Regions from separate parts of the Mus musculus genome. Here region 1 is linked to region 2. The links are chromatin loops, found by intact Hi-C in ENCODE. Cell type or tissue: left cerebral cortex. All regions are shown on one strand. Each heading gives the region's core, and the rest is flanking DNA. Links, peaks and the distances in the headings are about the cores only. Region 1 holds the start of Sorcs3 (sortilin-related VPS10 domain containing receptor 3). Region 2 overlaps Sorcs3 (sortilin-related VPS10 domain containing receptor 3).

What was found. A loop is a pair of places that touch in the nucleus more often than their neighbours do. Peaks named below come from ENCODE experiments on the same cell type or tissue, not always from the same donor. Only the 100,000 strongest peaks of a DNase experiment are listed, where the experiment ranks them.
Region 1: it touches region 2 in a loop (4-fold over the local background); 2 of 42 quality-filtered maps call a loop at or near these places.

Annotation. Positions count from the first base shown.
Region 1 is chr19:48,197,677-48,213,770 of GRCm38, forward strand. Sorcs3 (sortilin-related VPS10 domain containing receptor 3) reads left to right here and starts at 8,349. Exons shown (of 27, transcript NM_025696.3): 1 at 8,349-9,121. The coding sequence starts at 8,504. In left cerebral cortex, for the core only: CTCF peaks have their summits at 6,428 and 7,813; DNase peaks (open chromatin) are centred at 6,100, 6,433, 7,043, 7,537 and 5 more places; H3K4me3 peaks cover 5,032 bases; H3K27ac peaks cover 2,960 bases.
Region 2 is chr19:48,252,242-48,268,335 of GRCm38, forward strand. The region is part of intron 1 of Sorcs3 (sortilin-related VPS10 domain containing receptor 3); the gene reads left to right. Among named protein-coding and RNA genes, the nearest start is that of Sorcs3, 54 kb to the left of the region's middle. In left cerebral cortex, for the core only: no CTCF peak of the experiment used is centred there; DNase peaks (open chromatin) are centred at 7,114, 8,644 and 10,364; H3K27ac peaks cover 1,254 bases.

The DNA.
Region 1 (16,094 bases), core at 4,084-12,083, 53 kb before region 2:
GTTTCTGGTGTTTCTCCAATACTCTGTGAATAGTAGGAAATCCTTTCTTCCCTCTTTTCTGTTTCCTCTCCTCTCCTCTCCTCTCCTCTCCTCTCCTCTCCTCTCCTCTCCTCTCCTCTCCTCTCCTCTCCTCTCCTCTCCTCTCCTCTCCTCTCCTCTCCTCTCCTCTCCTCTCCTCTCCTCTCCTTTCCTTTCTCCTGCTACCTGTTTCTCCCCATCTTTCTTTTCCTTTCTTCTTCCTTCCCCCTCTTCTACTCATTCCCCCTTCCTGCTTTCCTTCTTTCCTCCTCTTCTCTTTCTTTTCACTCCTTTCTCTTCTAGTTAGGGTTTGTATTGTTGTGATGACCAATCAAGTTGGGAAGGAAAGGATTGAATTGGCTTACCGTCCCACATCACTGTTCCTCACTGAAGGAAGTCGGGGCAGGAACTTACACAGGGCAGTGAACCTGGAGGCAGGAGCTGATGTAGCAGAGGCCATGGAGGGCTGCTGCTTACTGGCTTTCTTATCATGGCTTGCTCAGCTTGCTTTCTTATAGAATCCAGGACCACCAGCCCAGGGATGGCACCACCCACAATGGGTTGGGTCTTCTGCCATCAATAACTAATTAAGACAATTCCTGACAGCTGATTTTTTTGGAGGCATTTTGACAATTGAGGTTCCCTCCTTTCAAATGCTTATGTCAAACTGACATAAAGCTAACCAGCACGGCCCCCTTCTTCTGTCCGTCCCTTCCACTCAACCTTCTTCATTTTCTTCCTGTCTTAGGGCACAAGGCAACACTTGCCGCTTCTTTACAAAACCCCGGTCTCCTTCCTTGTGGGATCTGCATTCTCTGTCTTCCCCGTGCTTCTCGGCCGGTTCCCCCTCAATCTCATCTGCCTGTCCCTCTGCCCCATCCTCTCACCAATCTCAGGGACCCCAGCTGGATGCTCCCATGGCCCAAGCTGTGAAAAGACAACGTTGGCTCAAGGAAATGTTGCTCTGCACTGTGAGTCATCAGGTGGAGGAAAACAGAAACCCACTTCCCCGCCAGACGTCTTTCCTATCTGCACCCAGCTCATTAGAGTGATCCCATCCTTTTCCTTTAGAGCCGCGACTAGAGGGAAAATGTTGACAGAGTTGCTTGATGACTTTCAGCCGTTTAATGAGTGTGTTCTTTCCTGGAGATGAACTTTCCATTTTTGGCTTGACGTCTTCAGCCTGAACTTGCTACACACAGGCTGGAATCCACAGACTGATTTTTCTCTTCTTTACTAAGAGGGTGTTATGTAAGGACAAGAACATCACCACTAAGTCACCATCCTCTTCTCAGATTGTAGGACAAGGTTTGAGAACCATGGGTGTCCCCACTGGGGAACAGTTACAAGTGTCAGTCTCCATAGTGTGTAGACCAGGGCAGTACAGTACAAACAGCCCTGGCTTTCAACCCAGATGTACTAAATTTAAAATGCTGACTATGGCCTGGTGTGTTATGTGTACAGGAATACAAGACAGAGGACAGAGAAGTGCTTAGCTCCAATGTCAGACAGACACATATCCAAGCCTTCAGTTTTGTCCCTTAGCACCTGCACCCCCAACCTCCGACTCAGACGTCCTCATCTGGGAGGTGGGAGTGGCCTTGCTCTCCTTAGAACAGTTGTGAAGAGGAAAGCAAGCATGGTTGTGTTTCTCACGGCTACATCGCGATGGCCCAGATCCACGACACAGCCATCCTAATAGTGGAGAGATTTATTTTGCCTTATGTTTCAGAGCTCAATCCATGATTGCTCAGCTCTCTGCACTTGGGAAGAGCGTTATGGAGGGGAAGCAAGCGATGCAGGGGGCTGTCAATCACTTCTGGACAAACAGGAACAAAGCAAGGGCAACTCGAGACTGTGGTAAGATACAGTCGAAAGGACAAGCCTTCCAGGACTCACTTCTCCAAAGCCCCCATGTCCTTATCATTGCCCCCCTCCGCCCCAATGAGATTGATGACTTCATCAAGGAATTAGTCCATTGACTAGGCCAGAGCCTTAAGGAGCTCTCAAAGCCCCTTGTTTCTGTAACACAATCATAAGCACACCTGCATGTGTGCTCTCCCAGTCTCCTAGGTGTTTTCAACCCATTCAAGGGGACAGACAAGACTAACCATCTCCACAGTCAAACTTATCTAGCACTTCATCTGCTTTCCAAATGGTTTACGAACATTAACTTACCTGATCTTCATGGTCACCCTGTGCCGTTAAGTTTTATTACCACCTGTGTATGTAGATGAGGGTTGGAAGCAGGAAGCTAAGCAATTTGTTTAAGGCCACTGGGCTGGTCATTGGTAGGGTTAGGACTAAAACACAGATACTTTTGTTAAAGTGTGGACTTTTAATCAGTGAGGCTGTGTTGGTCTAGGACCATACAATAGCCAGAATTGTAATGTTACTGGGTGTTACCACACACACAAATCTCCGTGGCTTCTGCAGCAGAAAAGAGTTTTGTTGATTAGATATCCAGCTCCATATAGGGATTATTTGAAATGCTATCACATGAGAATTCTGTTTCAGTTTTCTCTACTAGAAGAGGTTTATGATGAGGCAAATTAGGTCCTATTATTTCTCTAAGAAATATTAGTTTGGGGTAATGGGTATGAATGGATACTTATTTATTTTGGTGGCTGCCCAACAGATGAATTCTCTTCTGTGTACTGGCATATTATCCGACATTTTTCATTTTAGGTTGATAATAGCGTCTTTTATTTTCTGGGTCTTTAGCCCAGGCTGGATCTTTATAGCCCAGGCTGGACCTTCCTTTATAGTAAAGAATGTCTCTGCACTTGTAAACCTCTGTCTCCACCTCCCAGAAGACTGAGATTAGAGGTGTAGTTGTACATGCTGTATTGTAGATCAAACCAAGGCTTCATACATACCAAGTAGTGCCATTCAGCTTCATTCCTGGGATCTAAATCATAGTCTTTACTGCTGGTCACCCAGGCTTGACCAATAACAACAAAGAAGCAATTAGAAATTGAACTGGTGACAATGGAGGTGGCAGTCAGATTCGGGGGTGGGAGGACAGCGACAGTTATGATGGCTGTAACACTCAGTGTCTAGGGGTGTTGGTCAACGTTGTGGCATCCTAGGTTTGACAATGTTTGAAATAGAATTCTTTTGGGCTCAGTTCTGTGGTGTGATTTCAGGTTTCATTTTGCCCACAGAACCCTGAATCTGATTGTCTGGCCCTTCAACTCAGTCTAGGAGTTGACAATGAAAGTAGTTTTCTGTTTAAAGCAGAATTTTGGAAAAAAAAAAGAATTTTGTCCCATTGCTTATGATATCATCTGATGCCATAGAGGACACTAGTATCTATCAAATCCACAAACGTTTGCATTTTAAGAAAAGCACTGAGAAAGTATTTGCATGAACAAAGGAACAGTTGGCTAGTGCTTGTGGCAGAAGCGTTAGTATTTACAGTAATCTGTTCTGTCATGTGTTGCACATTTATTGCAGGTCAGTCTGAGCCAGGCACCAGGCCAGCACAGTGTGGAGACTAGACTACTGTTGAGGATACAATATTGAGCACAAATAGACACTTCTTATCTTCATAGGCACACAGTGTCAGGAAGTCCTGGCTTTAGTGGTCACCTGGCCGCATCTGTCTGGAGTTCAGACTTTGTTCATGAGCTGTCTCCTCCAGAGAAGTTCAGAGTTACAATGTTGATGGTTATTTTGATGCTACTTAATTAACTTTTCTTAACTGTACAAAGGTCATGACGTAACTTAGCAAAAATAAACAGAAAGTTCAGAGATTTTTTTTTTTAAACAATAAAATCAAGCAGCATTTAGTGAAAAGGACCACAAATTCTGTCCGGAAGTCCATTAGAGCAGTTTGTCAGGTCAAGAAGGTGACGGAGTGAGAAGACAGTTCAAGAAATGTCCCAGAAAGGATGCAATGTCGGGGAGAAACCCACATTCCTCGCCCTAAGCCTTAGAATGAGAACTTGCCATGGCATCTTCATCTTGGTTACTTTTCTGTGGTTGTGATAAAAATACCATCCAAGAAAATAAAATTATGGAAGGAAGAGTTTATTCTAGTTTATAGTTTTGGAAGGATAAGAGTTAGTTCATCATGACCAGGCAGCGTAGTAGTCAGTGTCAGGCATGGTGGCAGAAGCAGGGAGCAGAGAGATCATACCTTCAACAGCAAGTGGAAAGCAGAGGGCGAATTGGAAGTGAGTCAAGGCTGTGAACTCTCACATCTGTCTCCAGAAGTATTCTTATTACAGAAGGGCTAGACACCCTAAACATCCCCAAACACCGCCATCAAGTGGAGACCAAGTGTTCAAACACCTGAGCCTATGGGGACATTTCTCACTGAAACCACCACAGTCTTCATAAAAGGGGTGCTGACGGTTTGACTAATGATGGGAACATAAGTGAAATACTTCTTTATATGGACCTGCAGTGGGCGTTGAGAGGGAGCACAGTGCTTTCCCAATGTGTGAGTGTACTGTAATGGTTAGTAAAAAAACAACAACAAAAATCCCCAAGACTGTTTGGAAAGACTTTCAGCCTCATTTCATGGTTAACTTAGGGTATGATTTGCTCTCTCTAGTTTTCTACAATAGGAGCAGAAGGTCTGGTGACAAAACATTTTCTTTGTGTCGCCTCCTTTGCTTTTCCCCTTGGTTAAAGTGAAGGTTCACCTTATCGATAAACCTGTTCTTTTCAGCTGAGCCAGTTACCATATTAGCAAAAGAGACAGGAACATTTAGACACAGTCCTTTTTGTTTGAATTCCAAAGTTAGAAGGCAAGAAAACAAAGGATTTGGTGAAGATGCTGACATGATTATCATGATAATGGATATGGTGTTAGATACTATGGGACTTGGGGCAGACAAAAAAACTCGAGTAAAACCATAGCAGAAGGTACATTGTAGACTTATGGGACACAGTTAGAAGGGCCATGATGGTGGGACAGTACACACAACTTTGAATCCATTCTAAGAGTGTATAATGATTGATCACTGAAAAATTTGGGGATCAATTTATAACATCATCTTCCACATGAATTAACAAGTTGTATCTGAAGCTATGGTGTTTAAAAAAGAGTAGCCACCAGTTACTTATGGTAATTAAACATTCAAATATGGTAGCCTACATCCAAATCGTCTATAAGAGTAAAATATTTTATTGTGAAGACTTGGTACAAAACATGTTAAAATATTTTAACAATTTTGATTTTGGTCATTAGTGGAAATGTAGGTGTTTGACAAATTCGACAGCGTAAAAATGTAAAATTAATTTCACTACAGTTACCCACGAGGCTCATATCTTGTTGCTGCATTGTTCTGGCTGGCTCCAAGAAGGAAAAACTTGAAGATCAGGAAATGATAGGCGGCTACCTCAACTCTTGGACAAGTGATGCTCCATGTCAGAATCACCACTGTGTTTGATTCTGGGAGCGAACAAGAGAGATCAGGTGAAGCCTTTTTAGTTGGACCTGACCAGTGTTAGGTCTAAGCGTTAAGGTTTCATGGCATGTGTTTGCATTACTGAGATGTGCCAGGGTGCTGGTGGGTCTTGATGCATGTGCCACGTGGTTCTTCCTGTCAATTCTCGTAGAAAGACTTAGCTCCCTACAAGAATAAAGTTGGGGCAGTGGGACTAGTAGCCTTATGACGAACACAGCTTTGAGAGAGTTCCAGATCTTGCAAGAACTAGATTAATACTTGAGATCATGGGTTGTCGTGAAGCCGGTGACCTCTTCTGTGTCACTCACATGCACTCCTAACCGTGATGGCATCCTTCATGCAGTGACAGGCATGGGTACCTCAGCATATGAGGCTGCCCAGTTTTGATCTCCACTGTTTCTAGAACTGTGAGCCAAAACAAACATATTTTCTTTATAACGTACTTACTTATCATCAGTGACAGGAGAAGCTAATCGAATGCGATTAAAGGTAGTCTCGGGGTGGAGGGTGGGGTGTGTCCTAACATGTTAGCGAACAAGAGAAAAACTATTGGGAGAGGCTTTGTCACGTTAGAAACTGTCACCCCTATGAAAAGCATCTATATACCTCTGCCTTCAACATTTTAGCTGCTGAGTCAGCCTGGAAGATCTCTCTTGGGAATCACAAGGGTAGATGTTCCTGATGAGAAAGGCAAACTCACTTAGAGGTTCGCGGATTGCTTTCCTTGTGTGTGTGTGTGTGTGTGTGTGTGTGTGTGTGTGTGTGCCCGCGCGGGGGAGTGGGGGTGGGGGTGGGGGTGCGCATAGAGGCGGCGGCGAGGAAATTGGTCAGCTCCTCCCTTGTGGGGAGACTTGGGAGGCTGTAAGAGCCTTGTATCCAGAAGTGAACGGACATACCAGATCTCTTAAATCCTAGCACCCTGCTTAGAAACGGATCAGGGGGGTAAACCTCACTAGGTTGCGGTTGCAGCTCCCCGCCTTCTCCGGTAGGGGCGCTGGGCACCAGCAGATAGCTTATTCTCTCCCAGCACTGGCTCCAGCGCCCACCTGGATCCGTAGCTTTGCAACTTTTCACCCCTGCATCAACGCGCTGACCCGCGTCTGGAAAAAAATCCACGAATGCCAAGTTCATTTCATTCTTGGTGGGAATTACCCTTGTCTTCTTTGTCCAGCCTAGCCATCTTCTCCGCTCCCAATTTTCATTTTAGCTTTGGTGGGAAAGCAAGTTCAAAAGGCGAGGGCTCCCGGGAATCCCTGGCTTGCATCCTTCAGGCCCAGAACCCCGCTCCTTCGCATCGCAGCACACCTGATCTTTCCCAGGGTGTTCTCAGAGTTCCTACTCTTCTTTCGCATCATCCTCTCCCCTCCCCTCTTCCATTTCCCCTCTTTGTTTGCTCACACCTCCAACCACAATTCCTCTTCCATCGCCAGCTTTCACCTTCTACAAAGAATCTCTTCTAATTCCTAAGGGGAAGGAACAACTTGGAGGCTATGTTCCTCGTTTAGCCTTGGCACTCCCCCCTCCCCCATCCTTTTCCGGTGTTTCCTGGAGGCCACCTGTCCTAAAGGTTGTAAGCCACGTCTCCAGCCAGCCCTCAAGCTTAGCACCCCTCTCTCCACCTCACCAAAGTCTCTGTCTTCCTGAGGTCTGGAAGAGTCCCAGTCGCATCAGGCGCGCATACCCTCCTGCCACGGGGGACAGGGGACCTGATAAATGCTTGCTGCTTTGGGCAGGGGACCTTCCAAATAGTGGCAGACACTTTGAAACAAGTGGCCCTGCTCAAAAGCGCGTCTGGGGGTCAGAAGGGCAAGACCTAGCAGTCCCTGGCAGGAAAACAGGACCTGGATCTACTACTGTCCTCCCACATCTAGTGTAGGGTCCCCAGAATATCAGCCTTTGCTTTGCCCGGCGGCTTTCAGGCTCGCTTTCCAGACCTCCAGGCGGCTTAATCTGATGACGCCCACAGGTGCTGGAGGACCGTGCCTCATGAAGAGGGGTGCTACCCTTGTTCTCCACATTGCCTCTGACCACTCACAGGCTTCTGGATGTGCAAACAGCCTATGCGTGATTCTCGAGCACCCACGGCCGGAGCGCACCTCGCACTCCGCCCCGCCCCGCCCCGCCGCTCTCACTCACACAAGCCAGTGTAAACGCGCACGCAGGGAGCCGCGCGCCCCCGCACACCCAGCAACACCCCCCCCCCCCAGCTCAACCAGGTACCGACCCCCCAGGCGCCCTCCCTCCAGCCCTGGAACACCCTGGTCTCCCTCTCTCCCTCTCTCGCCTGCGCGCACGCACGCGCACGCACGCACTCCCCGCGCCCCCGCACCGGGAGGGGGCGCAGGCCTCCGGGGGCGGGGAGCCCAGAGCAGAGTCGTGGGTCCATCCCGCGCTTGGCTTCAGAGCGGTAGCTCCCGCCTGGCCCTGGTCTCCAGATCGAGAACAGTTGGCAGTGGAGATAATTTACTCCTCCTTCTCCTCCCGGAGACCCTATACTTCCCGCACGCCGTCTCCCGCTCCCAAGAACAGACCGAAGAGTGAATCCCCAAACGCAGCCAGGAGCGGCTTCCCAACTCCGCGCCCGAAGCTGGCTGGCTGGTGGTTGGATTTCCGAAAGACTCCGGATAAGGGTCTGCTGTGAGCCCCCCCCCCCCCTCCTCCAAGATCCAGCTAGCGTTGCCCATTTTAAGAGGATTTCCCTATTCCCTCTGAACACTCCTTTTCACAAATTTTTTAAAAGAGGTCGGTGGAAAAGATTGGGAGGGGGGGCATTTTAACAACAGCATCAAACCGGCCAGAGCATCGAGAGAGCATTTAATAAACTGCCTTTGGGTTTTGGAATCACCCTCTGGACCTGGGAGCAAGCGATCCAGAGGGGAAGAGTGTAAGGGACAGGCGAACCACCTCCTTCCCGGCCGCCCCCTCCTCATTCCCCTGACACACTCGCTAGCTTGCTTGCCGGCGCGCGCATCCCTCCAGCACCCCCCACCCCCCCTCCATCGGACCCGCACCTCGGCGGGCGCCACACACTCGGCAGCCCGAGCCGTGGTAGCCGCAGCGGGATGGAGGCGGCAGGCACTGAGCGCCCCGCAGGCTGGCCCGGGGCACCCCTCGCCCGGACTGGGCTGCTGCTCTTGTCAACATGGGTCCTGGCCGGCGCCGAGATCACTTGGGGCGCGACAGGAGGTCCGGGGCGCCTGGTGTCCCCGGCTTCACGACCACCAGTGTTGCCTCCTCTCTTGCCACGGGCAGCGGAGAACCGGTGGCCTGAGGAGCTGGCATCTGCACGGAGAGCCGCTGCACCGAGACGCCGGTCCAGGCTAGAGCCACTATCCCAGGCGAGCCGCGGGGAGATACGGACTGAAGCTGCGGGAATGTCGCCTGAAGGCGCTAGGTGGGTCCCGGGCATTCCATCTCCTAGCCAGGCGGGCAGTGCGAGGAGGACTCGCCGGGCGCAGCCCCCAAGCCCCCTGGAGCGCGGGGACTCTTGGGCTACTGCTCTCGCAGATGGTGCCAAAGGAAGCCGTCCTCACACCAAGGGTTCGCGAGAGGAGGTGAGGGCGACGCGGACTGGAGGAGCGTCCACTGAGGAGCTCCGGCTGCCCAGCACGTCTTTTGCACTGACCGGGGACTCGGCTCATAACCAAGCCATGGTGCACTGGTCGGGACACAACAGCAGTGTGAGTACCCATCTGGCACAGATCGCTAGTCTCCTGACAGCCGAGGGTAACGGTAATGGGAGGCGGGGGGTGGTGGGGGGGGGGGTGAGGAGAGGGGCGAGGGACAGATAGTTTCTCAGGGTCCAGAAGGAGAATCAGAATCCCCGGACTTTTAGAGAGGGGTTTGTCCTGCCCACTTCACGCCCCCAACAGGTTAGCCGAGTTTTGTTATAAGATGGCGTGTGCATCTGTTTACTGAAGACCCCAGTACTGAGGCTGTCTGGAGGGCTAAGAGGAAAGTGTGTCTTAAAAGCTGTCTGGGTGAGGAATCTGGTCACTCTCTCCCGCATCCAGGTCGGAGAGTGACTTTTTCTTTTCTGGGGAAAGGATGGATGCTTGAATTCGTGAGTGTAAACATGGGCTGATGTGGAGAAATCTCTAGACAAATTCCCGAGACTGGAGGAGCTCCCTTTTAGCCCTGGGGTCATGTGAAGGGAACCAGGGAGCTAGGGAGACTGAGGCCACAGGGACAGCAGAACACTTGTTCATTTTGGGGTCGCTGCTCAGCACATGACGTTCTAGCCAGGCTGGGAGCCGGGCTGCATCATCCAAGCTGGAAGGCTTTCCTAGTGGGGGCAGGCAGGGAAAAAAGTTTAAGGCGTGAAGCGAATTTCCACACCCTTTTCCTACTGCTTATCCTCGTGCTCCTGCTCGCTCTGCACGCACGAGTAGGGGAGCAGAAAACTCACTTTTGCCTCTGTGTCCTGCTTCACAAATGGCTCAGGGACTCTGGGATCAAAGTTGAGACCCTGCCCTTTCTGAGCACATCTCTTCCCCCTTTTCCCTTGCCATCTGGGCCCACAAGATTTTGTTGCATCAAGAGGTGGCACCTTCCTTACGCCAGCTCCAGAGCTTCAGGGCTCAGGAACGGGGTGCCCAGATGAATAGGGTCTAATTTGGGCAGCCGCGGGCAGAGCCTGGTTAACCGGCTCATTTCTCCTCAATACTCCCAGCAAGAACTGGCTCCTCCAAACCCCTTTCCTCCGATGATCGCTGTGCTATTTCACCTGGCCTTGCCAATCGTCCTTTTTTTTTTTCTTTTTCTTTCTGGTGTGACTTTCCAGTTCAGTTGAGAACCAGACTTAGGGCTGAGCAGGGGTTCCATTAAGAGGACTAGGGATTCACAAGCAGCGTTGAGAGCTCATTTATTGGAAAGTGCTGCCTCTTTTGTATCTCCCCTCATGACAGGCCTTTGAAAAAGACTTCCTGGGGAAATGTTTGCCTTATTTTGCCAGAGCGTGGGGGTCACAGGGCTGAGCACTGAATAACAGGGAAGCCAGGGGGCCGCAGAGCTCATCACACAAGCAGTAACCAAGTACAGATTTACTGGTTGTCAGTGATACACAGTGGGGGTGGGGCTGAGTACCAGATGCTGGGTTCTAAGGAGAAGAGTGGAAACACACAGGGCAGCTTGGTGACTAATGGCTTCATCTGCCTATCTCCATCAAGATAGCTCCACCACCCCCAAGGCTTGGATTGGATAACTTTGAGTAAAGATGCACTTTTGCAGGGCTGGGCGACTGAAGACTTACTTTCAAGTCCACAGGAGATGTTTGTGTGTGGACAGAGCAGGGGAGGAATGGGAGGGAAGAAGATATAGAGACAGAGGGGGAGGGACAAGGAGAGGGAGAAGCAGAGCTTGTGAGTTCCGACTTCATTTAAGTTTGATAATTAGGAGTAGTGAGGAAATGTTCTTGGTTTTCTCGTCCTTGAGGAGGGGATAGCTGTACATGTGCGAGGCTTTATTACCAAATTCACTCAGCCGGAAGTGTTCCATCCCTGCTTTAATTTTAAGAGTCACTTAAAAAATCTTGACAAAGACCCCTGGAGATGGGACTTTAGAGAGAAAGCACTTCTCACAAACAGGTAACTGCATGGCCTTCTCTGTCCAGCTTTAGGGTGGTTGATTGGCAAAGGATGCGAGGGATGGTCTGGCTTGTGCCCACTGGAAAATGCCCCTTCAATCAATACAGGGACAAATGTCCTGGGTAGCAGACCAGTTGAGCATGGAGATTTGAGCCATCTATGAACCAGCTAGTTCATAGCCTGGGATGCTCTATAAAGAGGAAGAGCTCTTTGGGAGAGTTGCTGCGAGCAGCTTCAGCAGTGTTTTTCCCTCCTTTGCCAACAGCAAGAAGAGAAGGTGAGAAGATGAGGAGGTCTTTTTTTACATACTGTTTCTATGTGCAGGAAGATGTCATAGGGCCTTAGCAGGGTCTTCTGACCTGGAAAGACAATTCCACCTTTTTTTTAAAAAATGGAAGCTGAAACATTAAGCAGGCTTTCTGACCAGTATTAGCAGTTTGGATTCTTTTCTTTTCTTTTTTTTTTTTTTTTTTGCTTTTTTCCCCCAGGCGCCTGTGGTGAACTTCAGCTCTTGATAATGGATTTCTTTGGTGGTGGGTGGGTGTTAGTCCGCTGAACGCTGAGCTCTACTCTGATAGAGTTTACAATCAGAAATATTTAAGCTGAGCATCCTCAGCCCCACCCTCCTGGCTCAGTGTGAACTTCAGGAGCACAGGGCCAAGAAGAGATCTTTGTATATAAGGACAGGGCTGCTGTGTTCTTGCTGGAGCTGGCCAAGAGCACAGCCAAACAGTCCCCAGGAGTGGGTTCATAGCCGACTCAAATACCCAGGACCTTTGGCCCTGTTCTGATTGCTGGGACAAATGCTTATTTTGGTACTAATAACTAGGGTGGGTTTGCTTGGGGGGAGATGAACGAGGTGCTAGCAGACAAGGCAGAGAGGAGGAGAGGACCATCAAGATGTGGGGCCTGACTCTGATCACACTGATTTGGCTAGGGTAAGGTGGGTAGCCCTGGCCTCAGAGCCTCTGCCCTGGAGACGATTTGCTCCTGTTCTTGCTGTCTTATTAGTTTCCAGCTGACTGGAATAGGTTAGAGAGTGTTTCACAAACACCCCGTGGAACCCAGTCCCCATGGCTTACAGAGAAACAGGAAAACCCATTATTCTCTCCATTTCCTTCAGGTGGGGGAAGAGGCTTCCTTGCTCGCTCAGTGAGTTGGCAAATGGCCCTGCAGGGTGTGAAGATGCGAAGGCACAGCCAGCTCACTCCTACCCCTTCTCTCTTGGATTAACCCCTATTCTGTATCCTCCCCTTAGGTCAGGTACCATTTCTCCTTAGCAGCTCACACATGGGGCCTCTGCAGCCTGCTGCCTCTGTAGTGTGTCTGCCTGGGATGACTTGGCAGCGAGTTTTCAATTAATGTGCCCAACCTGAAGCCTTAGTGAAGAGAGGCGAGGAGATGCTGGGTCACTGCAGGTTCCTGCCAGACCAGGAGCTGATTAGAAGACGTACAATGGGGCTGGGAAGTTTCTACCCTTAGGAAATGCAGCTAGCCTTTTATCTAAAATATTTACTCCTAATGTGCAAAAATAGTGACAGATTTGATCAGATTCATTGTCTTTCACTCACTAGAGCATCTTACTGTGGCTCGCAAACAGATTTTTCCAAGCAGCTTTTGGCTGGATTGCCTAGGCTTCACCGTCCCAGGGTCACAATATCTTAATGCATTTTGCCTTCTCTGAGGTTTAATAAAGAAGCCTGCCGCAGAAACCATTCTTCAGGGGTTTGCCAAAAAAAATCTGTTTTTAATTAATATTACAAGGAAAGGCGTCTCAGTTGAGCCATGGCTGGGAGACACACTGGGACACAACAGCACTAATTGCTCCTGGTCACTGTCCGCCAGGAGTGGGGATGAGGGAGGAGGGGTGAGCCAAGGCTGTTTGTCTGCTCCAAGAGTCCTCTGATGGCTAGGTTATTTATTGGCTCTGATCTGCTTCTCAGATCCTGTGGTGGTTTCCAAGGTGAGCAGAAAAGCAAATGCCTTCATCAGGAGGCCCTATTTAATGATGGCTGAAATACCAGTATTTGGAACTTGCATATTGACTGGCAAAGGAATGAAACTTGAGTGGCGCCTTCTCCAATTGGGTTGAGTTTAAGAGTTGGGGGTTGGCGGATGCAGTGGTAAGAAACCTCGGGAAGCAGTTTTATTTTATTTAACTGGGAGCCGAGATCCACGGACCGGCGTCATCTGACAAGCCACAGAGTCAACACACACAGACACAAGGCCCATCCTTGGAGGCTGGCAGTTCATTCAGGGCTAGGTGCAGGTGGGCAAGTCATCTGAGGCCCGTGGCTGGATCTACCCACCCACCTGAAGACTTCCTGCTTTTGACCTACAGTGAGAAAACTCAAAGCACAATTCATTAGCAGATTTGGGAGACAAGAGAACCTTTAGAAGAAGAGGTTGAAGAATAAGCTGGGCTGGCTCTGAGGAATGAAGGGAGTTTAGCTAACCAAGATTGTGTGTGTGTGTGTGTGTGTGTGTGTGTGTGTCTGTGTTGTTGGCAGAGGGGACTAGATGGAACCTCCTATTCTCAGTAGGCACTGCAGCAAGGACGTTCTGCCTCACTTAGGTACCTAGTGATGGTTGTTGGATCAGTGGGTGAGTGAGTGACACTTCCCACTTTTATGGAGCATAATCTATGGATGAATTTGAACCCATTGTCACAGATATGACTTGACAGACATTGTAAGCAGGAATGGCTTGGCTTTGCGTGTCTCTATTCTAGTGTGAGGACCTCCTGTGTCATGGCATTAAAGGCCTCTCACGTGTGTGTCTTGAATGCCCTGGGTCTACCTCTGCAACTCATGACTTGACTGTCCCATGGTCAACTCCTCTGCAGGGATTGTCCCCTGTCCCAGGCTTCTGGTTGGTTCCGCTCCAAGACCTCCTCCACCTGCGACATGGCCCCTGTTACAGCTCACCCATTCGTGGCTCAGTCCAAGTCACAAACACAGGCCTCTATACAAACTTCCCAGGAAACATTTACTTCCCTTTTCCCAATGACTTACAGAATACACACCGGACCATACATTTGATCATTTGTTAGTATAATCTTATATTTTTCAGTAGTTGGAGGGTGAGGGATGAAATATTAAGCTAAATAAATGCTCTATATCAATTATAGGTTCTGTTCCTATGTTTGCCGCATGACTCAGTAGCATTTTGCTGTGATGAGCTAGATGGTGTCTAAACTGCGAGGAAAGGGGAAATCATTTTTACCCTCAGATGACAAACAGGTTAACACCATCTCTTAATAACACTGAGTGTAAGTGTTCAGCTTGTTATATCACACGGCGATTCCTTTGGATGGGTGCTCATGTTCATGTGTGATTCTCTGTGTGTGTGTGCACACATATAGGTGCCTGTACATGTGTGTACAGGTAGGAAAGTCAGGTGGCAATGTTGAGTGTCTTCCTCAATCACTCTCCACCCTAGTTTTAAGAGATGCTCTTTTACTGAGCCAAGAATCTCATTGATTGGTTAGACTGGCCAGCCAGCTACCTCCTGTCATCTTTCTGTCTCTGCCTCCCCAGTGCAGGGGTTAATAGCAGGTGCTTCCATGCCTAGCTTTTTTTGTGCACGTTAGGTATTGAACTCAGGTTTTGTGCAATGCCATTTCAACAGAACAGTAGTAGGACCTGTGAGCTATCTAGGGACAGCTTCTTGGCTCTGATAACGGTGTCATTTACGGGTTCCCTCTTGCGCAGTGGTGCTGAAATCCAAATCAGAAAATGGTTGGTTACTCCTTCGACACTTGTGCCACTACTGTAGCAGTGGACACGTCTTGCCAGCTTGGTCCTTGTATCAGCTCTCAGAGTTTGTAGCGAGTCAAAGCGATGATTATTTTTCTCTTTTAACAGTGCATGCTCCAGGCTAGTACCAGATTAATGTCTCCATGTTCATAAGCATATTTTATCTTCAGCAGTAGGGGCTTACCGTCAAGTTCTGCAGGGAAATTGACAGCACCAACAGCAGCCTGTAATGTTTAGGGGAGAGAGATTGCGGACTGGTACCTTCAAAGGTGGTGCTGTATGGTAAACATTTTACTGATGAAGATATATTCCTCACCATTTATGTCTACATTTTAGGACAAGATTCAGTGAGATCCTTAGTCCACTTGACAGAGGATAGAAATAAGTAGTCAGTGGTCCGGACTTCTCATGCACTTTAGAGATGAGATATCTACACACACAGGCTGTTCAGCCATCCGCTGAGCATTTGCGGTCCGTTGTGGGTTGTTCTGGCGATTGGGGCTCGCTAGAGATGTGATGGAGAGGCAAAAAACAGAGACTCGACAGCATCTGCCTCAAGGTCCCTTTTGTGTGCTTTGGATGTGAGCTTGCTCTTCTGTAAAGTTAAATATCACAGGACAACAAGACAGATGCTATGGGGGTGATGTGTGGTTAATTGCCAAGCAATTGTTTGGGGCTATGAGCTTTAAGGAAAGAGCAGCACCGAGGGAGATACTATAGGAATCTTATATACCTAAAGCATGTCATGGTTAGAGGTGCTTTTGGGAACTGGCTTCATCAAATTACTCAAGATGAAGCACAAGGCTTCATGTCCTACAGCTGGACTCCAACTGTTCTTTTCTCCCAGAACAAACTCTCCTGTTCCTTCTTGATATTCTGTTTATTCCTGCAGTTTAACAAAGCATTTTCCTTCCAGAAGTGTTCATGTGATTATACTTGGGCAAAGTTAGTACTACCCATTCAATAGGTAGAGTACACTGAGACCTCAAATGGCTGTGTGCAAGACTGGAATAGATTCCTCAATCTTGTATGGCTTTTCACATCACAGTAACCAGAAGCTCACAGAAACAGTTCAAGGGAGGAAAAACCCATTAGGCTTCAGGGTACAGAGGATATATTCAATCGTGGCAGAGAAGGCATGGTGGCAGGAGTGGCTGTGTCAGGCAAGGTGGCAAGGGCAGCTAAGTCCTTATCAGCAAGAGCATGATATATCTGGACACATCATCGGAGTCAAAGAAGGAAGCATAGAAGCTTGCCGCAGGTTAAGACCCTCAGAGATCCACCCCTAGCGAACCTCCTCTGAAAGCCAT
Region 2 (16,094 bases), core at 2,979-10,978:
GGCAAACCGACTCGAGCAGGAGGAGGAACTTGCTTAAACGCACTTTTTCCTTTCACAGTAATCTCCTGAAAGCCATGTTGCCAAATACACGCTCCTCACACCTAGTGCGTTTTCCTCACTGAACTAAATGGCATTTGGGTAGAGCATCCTGGTTCAAACCAGCCTAGGCCTGTAGCATAGGATTTCTGCCTCATCAGCCAATGCTTCCTCCCTCTTCTGGCAGAGTCCTTGCCGAAGGCTCTTCATCACAGAATCCCATTTCTTCCTTTCCCTCGGTGGAGGGTTCTGGAAAGCCTTCTGTTGACCTTCTTTTAATTGCTAATAATTATTCAATTTCACATAGCCTGGGGTGATAAATATTCATGAACAGCAGAGTGCATGAAGATCCAGCACTCGAACCTATTGTGCTTTTTTTTTTTTTTTTTTTTTTTTTTTTATTAAAGTGAAACAGAGAATTAAGTGCACGGAAAGGAGATGACGAATTTGTACACTTCTCTGTTCTGTCTCAGTCCTGCTGTGAGTCTGTGTGGGAGGCAGCCGGCAAACACTGACCTGGGTGTTGTGATGTTCTGTGGTTTAGAAATAAGATGCTTAAAACGTCTGCACAGGCCAAGTTAATCCGTCCTTCCACATAACTCTCCAAAACTTCTCCTGGCATACGTGTGCAGGTCTTCTCTGCAAACCCTTACAGTACTCTCAGAGAGCCACTGTATAGGACAGAGATCCTAAAGGACACGTGGTCTGGCCATGGGTGAGCCAAATGTGTGAGCCAGCCATGTCAGAGCTGCATGTCAAATGCAGGCCAATGGCAGCCAAACTGAGTAGGTGGGTGAGTCGTAGCCTGGGTAGTAGCTATTCTGTTTTGTGGATGGCAACATCCATCATACACAGTTGGGGTCCTGACTTCAAGGCATCTTTCTCACACACATCAGTGCCCAAGACATGGGCATTGGCCATGGGCGTTGTCCTAGAGAGGGTGTCTACCAGATGAACCCAGATGCTTGGGGTCAAACCTCAGCTCTGCTGCCTTGGCAGTTGTGTGGACTTGGGTAAGCTATTTCACCCACTTTGTGCCTTAGTTTCTTGGCTTAGCTTTTCATTCCTTTGGCAAACCCCGGAAAGACGTGATTTAAAAGGAAAGATTCATCTTGTTGGCTCATGGCTACTGAGGTTTTACTCTGTCTACAGCTGGCCCCTTTGCTTTGGGGCTGAAGCAGAGCAGACTATAACAGAACTGTGGCAGGCGTGTAGTGGAGACTGCTCAGCATATGGCAGCTGATGGTTAGATGGGATGGTAAGGGGCTGGGATAAGATAAAACCCCAAGAACATGTGACTAGTGACCCCTTCTTCCAATGAATTCTCACCTCTGAAATTTCTTACTGCTTTGCAAAAGTGCCCATCAACTTATGAATCCATCTGTGGAATATTCAATTGACTTAGGCCAGAGCCTTCATGAGCCAGTAGCCTTTCAGAGATTAGATCTAGCAGCCGAGGTACCAAGCCTTCCAAATGGGGGTCTCTGCTGACATTCAGATGGAAACCAGAACATCTCATCTGTGTAAATAGATGATCATCACCTAGCCTTCCTCACGTGACCATGTATTGGCTAAAGTAGCTAGTGCACCTGAGCGGGATGGAATAGTCCCTGACCCATGGGAAGTGCTGGAGGGTAGCCATGTCTACTATCACTGGCACTTATCCTGAGATCTTTGCCCACGACTCTGGGGGGCATCTTTGCTGCTGTAGACCCCAGTTCTCTGGTGGGCTCTGTCCAGATTTTGCTCCATGAAGAGGCAGATAAACTGCAGGTGAGTCCCTGGTGAAGTTAGCAGACACCCTTGAGAGCTCTTATCAAGTATATTCAACATGACCTGATGATGCGTGCCTATAATCCTGGCACTTGGGCCACAGGGGCAGGAAGACTTTGCAAGTTCAAGGCTAGTCAGGTATATACAGTAAGCTCTGGGCTAGCCTGGACTGCATTAAACATAAAGAGAAGAAACAGAAAGACAAGGAAAAAGATAGGGCTACAGTAGATACCTTCCAGACATCAGCCTCAGGAAGACAAGAGGCCTCTGCACATCAGGAAGGGTGGGCAGGAGCAATGGTATACTCCCCAAATTCTCAGCTATGGATGCTCTTCACTATTCCATCTCTGAGGAAGATGAACTCCTCTGTGTGGGTGTAACTCATGCCCCGCTCTGTGGTCTGCGTTTCCCACTTTAAAATGGTAAATGTGAGTTTTATTTGTAGTGCATGTTAAGAAGATGCTGAGGACTCATTCCAGGGACTTTCTTCAAGTAAACAAACCCACTTCCTGGAGAGGCGGTTGCTTTTTACAGCTGCAGAGGTGAGGAGAGAGGAGAACCCACCATCGTTCCCAGGTTTCTGGCTCCAGCGACATCCCTATCCTTCTCCCCATCTCTCACTGTAGCGTGGGGGAGACCTCTGAGACTTGGCTCCCAGCAATCCCCCATGAAACATGGCCAAGCTTGCCTTCCTCATATCAGTTGCCACTGTATTTATTTTAAGTGAGAAGTGATGGCTTGCCTGGGGCAGTGGATGGGAGAAAAAGGCCACCGTGTCCTGACTGGTGGGATGAGTGTTGTAAGCTGATTTTCTTTCTAGGCTCTGGTTGAAAGGCTTGTCCTAGCCATATTTTACCAGATCACCAGCCCTCCCTGACCCTGGGTACCTTATCAGCTATAAAGGGGACACATCAGAGTCAAGCCTGAGTCCTTGCCATGACCAGTGATGGAATGATGGACAAAGAGATCATCGTCATGATGTTTCCTGCTTCCTTGCCTACTTTGTCTTCCCATAGCACAGCACCAAGGTCTCAGGGCCTTTACGCTGACCGTTCCAGCTCCCTGGGAATGTTCTGTACCCATAGAGATGTGTGGTTCATTCTACCACCTTTTCTAGTATTTATTTAAACTACCTTCTCAGTGAGACCTGCTATGGCAGCACCAATTAAAACTGTGTATTCTTTGGCACCATTAACTGTGTCCCTGGGCTTTGCTCTTCTCCCTTATAAGGATGTTTTCCACTGCCCAGTTTACCACTTTGTCTTTTGTATTGCCTGTTTTCTTATCAGAATGAAAACTCCATGAAGACAGAGGGGCATATTGGTGTGCCTCAGTTCTCTCAGGGTGCATTGCTTGAGTGGATTAGACATGACAGAAGTAGGAAGTTATAGCAGGGGGCAAACACTTAAGCAAGCTCCTGGTTCTTTTCCAAGTCTGCAGAGCTAGGAGAAGAGATGGCCACTCCAGAGAGCTGGTCATTTGCTTAGAAGAAATCTTCTTGTTCACGTAGGAGGGGCTCATCTTTCGACTTTGTCCCTAAAGAGTCCCTGATAGTTATTTGGTGAATGAAAAAAATATGATGTCTGGACACATGTCTGTGAAGTGGAGCCAGTCCTTCTGCTTCTATGGTTCCATTTCCTGTAGGAAGTAGATGATGGTATAAATACTTTGCAAGGTTGTTGCAGAAGCTGTCCGTGCAAGTCTAAAACAAGCTGAGATCCTGTAGGTGCTCATCGGGTTAGCCAGTATTTTACAATGTTCTTTTAGGTCTAATGTTCTAATTCCAGACAGAAAGATGCCTACTGCGGGACTCAGGTCAAGCCGTCAAGTCAAAATATCATAGATATAGTGGTTTGGTTAGCTCTACTGCCCTGCAATCTGCATTGCTGTTATACCCATTGTAAATGTACATATTGTTCACAATTTTTATGCTGCTAAGTCTTTGGAGAATGGGAATTCATGGAAAAGAATATTCATTCAAAATGATGCCTGTATTAAGAATCTCAGACCCTCTGGGTTTGGAATCATGAGAGAAGTTGAGATCCTGACACAAGCCAGAACCTAGTCTTGGGGGGAGATGTTCATGAGGCCTGAAGCCTTCTGCTCCCAAGCACACAGCACAGACCTGGTCCACATCTTATCTTTTGTGACATGACAAGTAATGTCACAAAGGGCGATTGGCTCTTAGCCAGGGTTCTGGGGATTTCCCTGCTCCAAGTGTCTCATCATGCTTTGGCCCAGGTCCTCTATGAGCTCAGAGGAAAGTCTTAATGTCCCAGGACTAGGGACAGTTGCCTTTACTCTGTGCCTCTCTCAGAAACTTCGGTAAAGAACAATTCAGGTCAAGGGAACACAGGACGTTGATACTGAGGAATCCAGAAAACCAAAGAGGGCTTGCAAAAAAGGGAAAGCTTTGATGATTTGGGGCCCAGTTCTCAAACAATAACGTTGAAAGTGTGGCAGTTTGAATAAGAACTGCCCCTCAAGGCTCATAAGTTTGAATGCTTGGTCACCAGGGAGTGGTTCTATTAGGAGGTGTGGCCTTGTTGGAGTATGTGTGGTCTTTTGGAGGAAGTGTATCCCTGGGGTAGGCTTTAAGGTTTCAGAAGCAAAGGCCAGATCTAGGCCCTGTCTCTCTTCCTGCTGCCTGTGGATCTTGAGGTAGAACTCTCAGCTCCCCCATCACCATGTCTGCCTTTGTGCCACTATACTTCCTGACCTTGACGGTAATGGACTAGACCTTTGAATGGAAGCAAGGCCCAGTTAAATGCTTTCTTTTATAAGAGTTGTCATGTTCATGGTGTCTCTTCACAGCAATAGAATACTGACTAAGACAGAGAGTACACCTTCCCCCCCCCCCAACCCCCAACCCTTAGCAACTAGTCTTGTTAGGGCCAGAATGTGGATGCTTCCCAGTAACTGGGATTCAGAAAAGCTGTGGCTGGAGTGAGCCATCGATGCCTGACTGTTGAGGGTTCTCATGCTTTTCTCTCATGGGAAGAAGGAGAGGAGCCAGCTTAGAGCCACCTGGCGGGTCCATGCAGCTTCTGAGCTGTCTTTCTTCTGCACGAGTCCTGACTAGGGAGGTGAGCACAGGCGAAGGATGCTCCTGTTCTTTTGCCTTGACATCCTGCTGTAGCTGCCTCAGTTTTGGGTATCAGCTTGGTTTCTTACCTGTCTAGCCAACAGCTACTTGGATGGAGATGGAGAAGCTGGACATAGTAACTATGGTGTACCTAGCCATAGGATTCAGAGGAGAGACACTGACTGAGTCGCACAGATACGCATCAAGCTTTGAAAGGGGTCCCTCCACATTCCTCGTCAGTCTTACTGTATGGCTGATGGTCAGCCACCTTACTCCATCACCATATGCCTTGTGAGTACCTTTTCCATCCTAGCTCGGCTCAGAATTCTGTGTGTAGTACATGATAGCTCTAGACTTTCACATTGTAGAAAGAAACTTAGAGATCCCACAGTTCTATACTGGGGTTTGGTCGAAAGTTCTGTAGAGTCAGAGAATCCCATTAGGATAATTATGGGTAAGGTGGCACAAGAACTGGGTCTTAAAGGCTCCAGGATTCAAGGTAGTGACTCTCAGTGGTTCAGCTGTGGGGTCAGGCCTTCTTGTTCTTGCTTTTACCCAGGGAGGGCTCTGGACTAATGAAGGACTGTGAGCGTCCACTTCTCATCTGTGCCTCAGGATTCATGCTACCTTCCCCACATGGGTGACTGCATGGATTAAAGGGGATGACATTCGCAAAGTAGACTTGCCGTGTGTCAGTGAATTGAGCAGTTGTCAGCCCTTAATGATTTTCATTGGCTTCATTTATTATTTTTTTCCCAGTGCATGACATGGTTGCGTCCTTTGTAATAGGGGCGCAGAGCCAGCCAAGAAAGCTTGTTCCCTCTCTCCTTTCTTCCATTTGTCATTTGCCAAGTGCGTACTGTGTAGCACTCACAGGAGCTAACACGAGGCAGGAGACAGTGGATTCGTTCCTAATCCAGCAGCTCTTACTACTCATGTGCTTCATCGGAAAAACGATGGCGGCGCTGCTGCTGCAAATCTGAAATTGTTCTTAGGGGGTGGTGGTGGTGGTGCATAAGCTAGTCTTTGTAAAGATGCTGGTTGTCTAGACAATCACTGGTAGACATTAGCATTGATAAATAGTTGGCGTGATGGAGCATCGATCAAGTAGGCATGTAGTTCATTAAGCCCTCCAAAAGGCCAGAACCAAGCGCTGTGGGAGTTCAGGGGAGAAACAGACCTTGTCTGCAAGACACAAAGTAGGGGCAGTTCTCTGTGTCCAAAGATGGGTTTATCAATCCTTCTTGGGCCCCACCCCGCTCCCAGGCTTCAAGGAATCTTTTGCTGACCTGTATCTAGCACCATCTACAAGTGCTTTCTTTTAAGAGAGGGTGTTGTGCCAATGAGCCTGGGGTTGAGTCTGGCTGCTGAGTCCTGATGGAGAAGCAGCAGTGGAAGGATCACCTACATGTGTCCCCCAATCCCCGGCACATTCTGATTCACGCCACGTTTCCTGTCTCTGTTTGAGCCACACACATCCCTAAGCTCATCAATGCCTCTCTTAGTTCACTGATTGCTTTAGTAGATTGCTTCAGTCCCTGACTTTTATTTATTTTTTTTAAACGTCTAACCCCAAAGCATGTCTTCAAACACTCAAAGACTTGTCTGTATGTCATACTTCTCAGTAAAGGGTCTGGCTGGGTTTAGGGAAAAGAGAATATTATTGTATTGGACTGATGTTTTAGCAGGACATAGTATCCATGGTTTCACCTGTAAATGCCACTAATTCGTCTCCATAAATATCCTTCGTGGGTGGGACACTCATGAGGATGCATAGATTTTGCATTTGTTCTCTTGGCTTTCTATACTTATTTACCATCCTCGTTGGGATGAATGTCACCTCTTTCCAGACCCACGCACGGTCCCTTATTGCCCATAGTTGTGAGGTCTTGTACCCTGAAATGGGGTGAAAGTAGAGAGGAGCAGGCATAGGTGGATCAAGTATCTTTTAAAGGACATGGCTCTGATCCCTCCTATATCCTCCCTTATCCCATAGGTGTCTCTGCTACGATAAAGGTCAGGATGAGGGGGTAGAAGATAAGTTCTCCAAGCAGGCGTCTAGCTTTCCTGCAGGCATGTGCAGGCACTGTGGGGGTGTTGCTTGTGTCTCCCTTTGGGGAGGCAGTGTTTTGGGGGGGCGGAAGAATGACTGGAGCTGTGGTGACCAGCCTGGGGCTGGGGGCGGGAGTACAGAGGTGTTGGAGGGGATCCACCAGCTGCTGCAGACTCAGACTGCAGTAGTGACTTCACCCTCCTGACTCACCCTCGTTCCAGCCTCCTGGATACAGAAAGTGACAAATAACTGATTGTCGTGAGCTCCGGAACACCCACGGCCAGTAAATCATAGAGATGAGAATCTAGTGTCCCAGTGGCCATCTCTGAGCGACTGTAACAGCCAGGAATGTTCAGAACCTTGGACAGAGCCCCTGAGTTAAGGGCACACTGCTACAATCCCACTGTTTAGTCTTTCTTCCTGCTTACATCCCCCCACCCCCCATCTATCTGGTCCCTACATCTCCCTCTTCTCTCACTGTCTTAACCCCTTCATTTAACATGACAGAAAAGACCCAGGCTCCTGGGATGAACTAAGTGGCCCCCTTTAAGATTACAAGCTCATTCCTTCCCCATGTATCTGTCCAGCTACTCATCTATTCACCTATCCATCTATCTATCTAACTGTCCATCATTTGCCCATACCACCAAACCTTCATTTCCCCTGTTCTATATGTTCATCTGTTTCGATCTCAAATCTTCCCACTACCAAGACTTTCTTCCCAGCTGCTCTCGGGGCAGCACCCGTGACTCAGAGTAGCCTGATTGGCCCGGGGAAGGAAGTATTGCTGGTGAACTTTAAGAACTCTTTGGCAATTTTACATCATCTTACCACCTCCAGGCAGAGAGCATCTCTTTCCACTGAGCATCACTAGATACTCAGGCTCCAGTGACTGCTTTCTCTAATGATGGACAACCTGTGTCTTCTCTATATGTGACCACAGACACAGAAATGTCTAGGAGAGACCTGAATGTGATCTCTGGGGCTGGAGCAAGGACAGCCTCAGGTATGAGGTGGGTACCACATAAAACTGGGGCAGGAGAGAAAGGCCACCAGGTTTCAAACCCAAACCAGTAACTTGGACATGAGAGTTCACTGGTTCATTGTCACTGATGGCTTCCATTGCCTGTCTCCAGAGAGTATAAGACCTAGAAGTCCAAGACTTGGTCTCAGACAGAACTTCCTAGATGGGTACCCTCAGCAAGCCCTAAGCCTTAATTTCTTCATCTGTAAACAGAACCAATAGCAGCCCCACTGATGTCAGAGGGTTGCTGTGAAATGCCTACTATCATCTAAAGCCTCAGGAGAGAAAAGGCAAGGGAGAACTGCACACTTGCACCACCAGTAACAGCATCACTTGCAACACCAGCCTTGGCAAATGAAGATGAAGATATATGTGTCATTCATCAGAATTTCAAGTTTGACCAGTTATCTTGTGTTTTGCCTCTCAGTCCTCAGCCAGTACCCTGGATGCAGGGTCCAAGGCTGCCTCCTCCATTTGGGTCCTGACTAGGATGGTTGCAAAGGAGGGAGGTGCATCTTCATGACATGCACAGCACCACCCAGCAGCCTGCAGAAGCTGAAGAAGGGAGGAGCCATCCAGGAGTGGGCTGTGTGTGCCTGCGTGTGCGTGTGTACCCAGCCTTGGCACTGAAGCCTGCGCGTGTGCAAGCTGAGGGCCTTGTGAATCAGCACTTGCCAACTGTAGCTCCTGCCAGCCGGCTGTGGGCAGCGAGTAGCAGCATGTGACATGCTCCACGTCACCGTGAGCTGTGGCAGCAGGAGCACAGAAGCAGGGCTTCTGTTTGATTCTTGAAGAAAAAGCCAGTGCAGCCCAGACCTTGCTCATGCCAGTGGTGTGTGCCCACCCCCAATTTCCTCTGCTTCTCATTTCTCCTCTTCTCTTCTTCCTTTCCTATTACACATCCTTTCCTCCCTTAAAGCCCCTCCATGACTGCATTTCCTAGGAATCTATTGTAGTTGGGATGCTATCACATCCTTGGTTACCTGCTGGTTCAAGGTGTGGGCTTGTCCCCTGTTGGGAGCTACAATCAGGTAGCCAGCACTCATCAGCATGGCCTGGAGTCTCCAGTGACAGGAACCACTGGGTAGGCTATGCAATCTATATACAACCCAAGCTTGGTCCCTTCAGACTGGCATCCATGCAGTGGGTTTAGGATGTGTCACTCAGAAATGCCAGCAGTTTGAGGACATTTAGGAGTGGCTGCTTGGGGTTGGAGAGATGGCTCCGCAGTTAAGAATGCTGCTGTTTTAATAGAGGATTCAGGTTCAATTCCCAGAACACAGGTTCACAATTACCTGTAACTCCCATCCCAAGGGATACAACATCCTCTATGGCTTCTATGGGCCCTTAGTGCAGGCAAAAATGCCTTTGTACATAACATAAAAAAGAGAGAAAGAGAGACAGAGAAGAATGGCCTCCTGTCTAGTTAGTGTTTCCTTGCTCTTTCTGCTTGGGTGGACATAACCTCTGACTCCATGTTTTTCCTTCTTTAGTAAGAATGCCTTCATATACCACCTCCTTCTCCTTGCTTTACATTCTGCTTAGCCCCTCCTCCTACCTGAAGCCCCAGATAGACAAACTGGCACATTTTGTAAAAAAAGCTGTGTGGCCCTACATATCCAGGCTTGTTTCTCCTACCTCTGCAGGATCCACCTACGTTACAGTTCAGAGCAAATGCCACTTCTCCTGAGGGTCCTGTTGACAGCCCTGTTGGCCTGGCTCTCAGGGGTCTCTCTTTGCCCATGTTGATGTTTCTATGCCTTCTGACTTGTATGGGATTTTCATTTGTTGGCTGTGTATCTGGATCTTCATGCAGACCACACCCAACCTGAATTTATGCCTTTCAGTTATTCCTGCCACACGGTCTATCCCTTCTAGTTTCTATTAGCATAGTGAGTATTTACTGAGGCACTCCATGTTATCTGAGGAGTTTTCAGGGAAGGATCTCCAGGATGGTGTTGACAAGAAACAAGGATGTGTGTGGACTTATTTCTTTGAAGCCTGCAGGATCCAGCAGACACCACAGTCATGACATCAGCAAGTCGGGGAGCAGATTGCTTAGTGGTACCATCAGCCTTTCCTTTTGAACAATTTAGATGTGTGTGTGTGTGTGTGTGTTCATGTGTGTGAAGGTACATGTGCACATATGTGTACACACATTTGGAGGCTCGTAGATATCAGGTTTCTTCAATTCTCTAGTTTTCAGACTATCAGTTAACATAGGGCCTTCAACTCAGCTAGCCTGACTGTTCGGTGAGCTCCAGGGATCTGCCTATGTCTGCTTCTGTAGCATTGGAATTTCAGGCACAGGCCCCCGAGTCCCACTTTTTATATGGGTGCTGGGGACTCAATTCAGCTTTTCAAGCTTGCATGTCAAGCACTTTATGGGATGAGTCACCCCAAACCTTGCAAGCTGCAGTTTTAATGTATGCTGTGTGAGGTGGTTTGGCTTGGCTGCTGTGTGGCTAAAGGCTCATTCTCAGAAGGTAGAATGTTAGAGGTGATGGGCTAGCTCTGGTTCCAAGTGTGGAGTCTCATTCCTCCTGCACCAGTGTGCCCTTACAGGCATGCCTGTTTTAGGTTAGATAGCAGGAAGCAGGCTGTTCTCCGGATAAAGCACTTGTCTGGACCAGGAGACTTCTCCAGGCAAGGGTAGAAGGCATGTTTGGAGAACTCGGTTTTTGGTAGCTACAATTTGCCATGCACCCACCACTCAAGAGAGCTGTGTCAGAGGTCCCTGACATAAGTCCCCTGACGCAAGTGGTGAATGATGTCATTTTTGGAAAGGCCTGCGGTCAGCTTTTGTTCAGAGCACCATACTGTTCAGATGCGGAAACCAGTGCTCATGAGACGTGCTTTGTCCATGGCCTAGACTGGAGGTAGGACTGGCATTACATTCAAGACTCAGGTCTCTCACCCTCTCATCTGGGTGCCTAGACTACCATAGTCAGACCTTCATTGGATATTAATGACAGAGACATGGCTGTCAGGCTCTCAGGAGCCTTATGTCAGTCCACAAAGACAGGCCACTCCTCTAGCTTGCTCCTCTTCTTCCTTCATCAGTATCATGTGACTACTGAGTTTAGCCAGAGGAGGCGCAGTCAGTGGGACTTTTCTCTCTGAATCATGGACCATGGCACTATTGACTTCTGACTACAACTCAAGCAACAGACAAGGGCTGTGCTGATGGATCCCTTTTGTGAACCACAACTTAATTCCTTCGTGGAAAAGAGTTCTGCATGTATTCTTCAAACACAGATTTTTTTTTTACATGAACTAATTAGCTAACTAATTATTGTGTTGTGCATGGCCATCATGTCACACCTGTGAAGGTCGGAGGACCACTTGTGTGAGTTGGGCTACCTCTTTCCACTATGTGGATCTCAGGGGTCAAACTCAGTTGACTTCATTATCAGGCTTGGTGGCAAGCACTGTAAGTCTGCTTTAATACTACCCCACCCTCTGACATGAATTTTTATTTTGTGTTTAACCATGTGAAAGACTCACTTGAAAACCTTTCTGCCGACTGATCCAGCTCTGTGATCTCAGCAGTTAAGATCATTGGTCCTTTCAGGATAGTGTTCAGGGTAGAAAGCTTAGCCAGAACTGTGGTCCGCTTATCTAGCAGAACCCGTGCCCTCCTCACTTGTAGGGAAGGATGTCAAAGGAGAGATTCTACATGGTTACAAAGCCAGAGGCCTGTAAAGCCAGTGTCATGGCAACCAAGTGGAGGAATTCCATCTACTTGGTAACAGGGAAATCCCTGGACCTATCAGATGCTACTGTGTCAGCAAACTGCGTGGGACCCTATAATGGGGGTGGGGAGCCGGTGGAAGGAGCATGAAAAGGCTGGTGTAGGATGTTGTTTAGGGGTGGGGGGTGGGGTGGACATTTTTTTTGTTTTAAAAGGAAATGCGACAGAGAGATGTCTTTTCTGGTAAACAATGAGATATAAAAATCCAGCCAGGCCTCACCTTTCTGATTCATCCTTGATGACTGAATCACTCGCTCCTATTCTTGGTCTTCTCAGGAGCCTCTGGCTTTGGCCTTGAGGATAACACATGCCTGATGTTCCCCTTTTTGTTTATTCCCACCCCTTGTGCTGATTGAAGACAGGGAACAGATGCTGCTCTGTCCCTATCCACCTTGACACTGCCATGTTGGCTTTCGATCATTGTGATGTGTGTTCACTTTGAGCAATCCAGAGGACTCTGCTGAGTGTTTGCTTTCTTCATTACAGTTTACCCCATCCCCAAAGAAGTGTTTGCTATTTTTTCTTGTAGCACAGACACTGGCCAGATGTCCATAAATCCATCAGGACTTGATTTGAGCTCAGAGAACTAGTTACAAGTTCTTGAGGACAGAGGTACCTCCCAAACCTCCTGAAAAACTTTGAAAGTGTTATATAGAATTGTCCTCATAGATCTGGGAAAGCAATTGATCTTCTCTAATCAGTTTAGGAAGGCTATAATGGATAAAGAGGATCTGATTGCAGAGGTGGGGATAGGAGAGAGGATAGAGGATAAAACCACAGTTGGAGGGGAAGGAGTGAAGATGTTATCCTTTCAGACATACGTCTGGTCCACAGATGCCTTAGAGATCTAGGCAGTAGGAGATACTGAATGTCTCTTAGGAGGTTCAGTCAAGACAGACTGAGCACCTGAAATGAGTGAGGTTTTGCAGAATTAGATATGGCTTCTGTTTCCTGGTCCCTCACAATACCTTCACAGAATCGGCATAGAGTAGATGCTCTTTATTTGTTGAATGAAAATAATTATCTCCCGGAACCCTCATGGGCTGTACATTTCCATCAGTGATAAAGGATTTATTGACCGTTGAGTGAATAACTGAGAAATGTAGGGACAAGTATCAGAGATTGGGTGGGATCAATATTAAAGCTGTGACTACCAAGGCTATCTAGAAAAGTCTGAGTCTGTTCTTATGGCCATCATATTAGCTCAGAGAAGTCACACGTATATCCTTGAGGGCCTTAGACCTTGGTTGAAACATAATGATTTTGGAATCTGAGTAAGCATGCAGACTCTGAGGAGCACTCTAAGCACATGTGTGTGTGTGTGTGTGTGTGTGTGTGTGTGCGCACACACACACACACACATGAATGCAAATGCTCACAGAGGTCCAAGATGTCAGATGCTCCAGGAGCTAGAGTTACAGGCAGTTGTAAGTCACCTGATGTGGGTGCTGCGATTCTAACTCAGGCCCTCAGGAAGAATAGTGTGGGCTCTTAACCACTAAGTCATCTCTCTAGCTCCCCATTTGCCCCCTGAGATTAACAGGCCAGGCAACTTGACTGAACTCCAGAATAGAAAGTGAGGATACTCTTGGGAAGTGTACCCTAGTAATGGGCAGGAGCTTAGGTCTTCTCAGAGGCCACATTGGAGGCCATGTCATGCAAAGGAAGACTGATCATTTGGGAGAGGACATTCCATTCTAAAGAATGTCTTTATAAATAAGAAAGCAGAGCCATTTATAAGCCAACTTGCTTTGTAGAAAGTTCAGGAAAACTCTACCTGTATCCTGCCAACATTTTGTGCCGCGTTAGTGAGATTGGGTGTGTTGCTGATGTAAATAGCATCCCAGACAGTGACAACTGATAATCAGTAGGTCACAATTTCGTATGTGCACAGAGCTAAACACTGACTGCTCATGTCGTGAACATTTTTTGTGACACTATTGAGGGTCTATATACACTCAGCAAACAGCTTCGAGAAGACGTCCAGGGTTTGCAGATGCTTACTGATGGAGCCTGGATTTGATGCCCATTGTCCCTTGGTTGGAAGCATTGTACATGGAACAGATTCTCCCATTCCTCTCTCTGGTTTTCGTTCTCTTCCTCGATGTGCCAGAGTGTGTCTTCTCTCATCTAGTTTAGGCAGCGATGCTTCTATTTTTAGTGGTTTATTATCAGGCATGGAGAGTGGGCATGGAGAGGAATCGTTTTGGTTTGGCTTTTAGAGCAGGCATTTGGATCCAAACCCCTCATCCGTAAGGCATGCCATATGAGTCAAGGTGTCTATTCAGGGTACCAGGTAGCTGGTAATTACAAAGCAATGAAACCTTGACTATCCATGTGGCTCTTTGGGAAGTTTCCCCCCAGTGTTTTCTGCAGATGTTTTCAGTTGATAGGTTCCTTTTAAGATTAGATTCAGGAGAGCCTTTCTCCTCTCCCTCTCCGTGGGTAAATTAAATTCAGGTGTTAAAAGTGAAATCAGGCTCCTGGATTTGACTTCCCAAGCAGGCATTCAGTTTGGGAAGTTGACACGCATTTGGGGGTGGAATCCTCAGAAATCCAAGTTCTGCACCTCTGGGTTGCTTTGGTTTAGGAATTAATTCCGTTTCTCCCAGTGGCTGTGACATTATTTTAGGATTTGGATTTCAGAATTGTGAATGTAGGGGGGCGCTGTGGCGCCTCACCAGAGCTGCCCTTCTTTTTTCCTTTGTATGACAATGTTTTTTTTTTCTTTTTATTTATTCTTCTCTCATACAACACATCCCAACCTCAGCCTCCCCTCCCTCCACTTCTTCCATTTCCTCCCTCCCATCTCCCTTCACCCACCTCTAGGTCCCCTTTAAGGTGGGCATTAATTGCCCTCAGTTTCTGGGAGCTGGACAAAGGAGTAAGCCCTCAGCCCATGAAGGCTTCCTAGCCCAGGTTAAGCCTGCTCCCCGTGGGGGAAGCCTGTGTCCTGGGTAATACAACCTTACCTCAAGGTGGGCAACCAAGAGCTGCTCAGGGGTGAGCCGAGGCCTCCGCATGGCTGCATGCATCAATTCCTCTGCAGTCTTGCAGCCTTTGTGTCCTCTGGCAGCCTTCTCCCTGCTCCATGCTGGCCCTTAGAACTCACCTCACCATTTTCTCCTCTACAGGTAAAATCCCGGACTCTGAGTCCTGTGTTTCCAACCCAGGGTTTTGGGATACTTAAAAAAAATCTTGGCTATACACGCCTGGCCTAGCACTCATAAAACCGGAGGTTGTCCCCTGTAAATGTAGCTTGGGTTTTATCAACATTTACATTTGCAGAGGGACTCCTGGAGAAGGCAGGATTTCGGTATTGTTAGGACAATACTGATTATGCCGTGAGGATCAGGGATAAATATATTTCAGAGAAAACAGAAATTCTTAAGAGATCTGAAGACCAGCCTCTTATTGCTTCACACCAGACAGCAGGTGAGTTTTGTGTAACCGAACTTAAATCCCAGCGATTTTCTTCTTTTCTGTTTATAAAGAGATCATGCGCGTCGGGAGAGGATTGTTCCAAAGACATGTTCATATATAGGAAGAGATTCAACAAACACGGTCCTTTAGTGAGGGGTTAGTGAGGAAAAGTGTGCAATAGTGGTGTGTGTGTGTGTGTGTGTGTGTGTGTGCGCCCACGCACGCACGCGCGCGCGCAGTTTGTGGAGTGATAAGGTGTTTAGTCGATAGTGACCCTTGAGAGTGGTTAGGATATCGGAAGCTCTGTCAGGAAAGAGGGTCTGGTCAATTTTCCTTCCTAGGTGCTTGTGTAGGAGCAGTACAGGAGCAGGCGGGACCGAGCATTTCTAAACACACGAGGTGATAGTGAGAGGCTCTTTGCATCTCAGCTCCCAGGCTGAGTACTGTCTCTCAGGGGCAATCATTGTCACAAGTTAGCATGGAACTTCTGTGTGTTTCTTCTCTTTATAAAAGATTATATGTGTATACATTCATAGTTATATGTGTGTGTCTCTCTGTGTGTATACACGTATGTATTAAAATAACGAATCCTTTAATGAATTCTACTGTGTAACTTGCATTTCCTCCCATTTGTTTTCATAGGACACCACTTTAGGCATTTATATACATAATATACATATACATATATATATATACACACACACATGTATATATATACATACATACATATATATATATATATACATACACACACATATGTATATATATACATACATACATATATATATACATACACACATATGTATATATATATACATACATATATATATACATACACACATATGTATATATATATACACATACATATATATATATATACATATATATATATATATATACACATGCACATATTATTTGCTTACTTCTTTCTTTTTAAGCCCTGTGT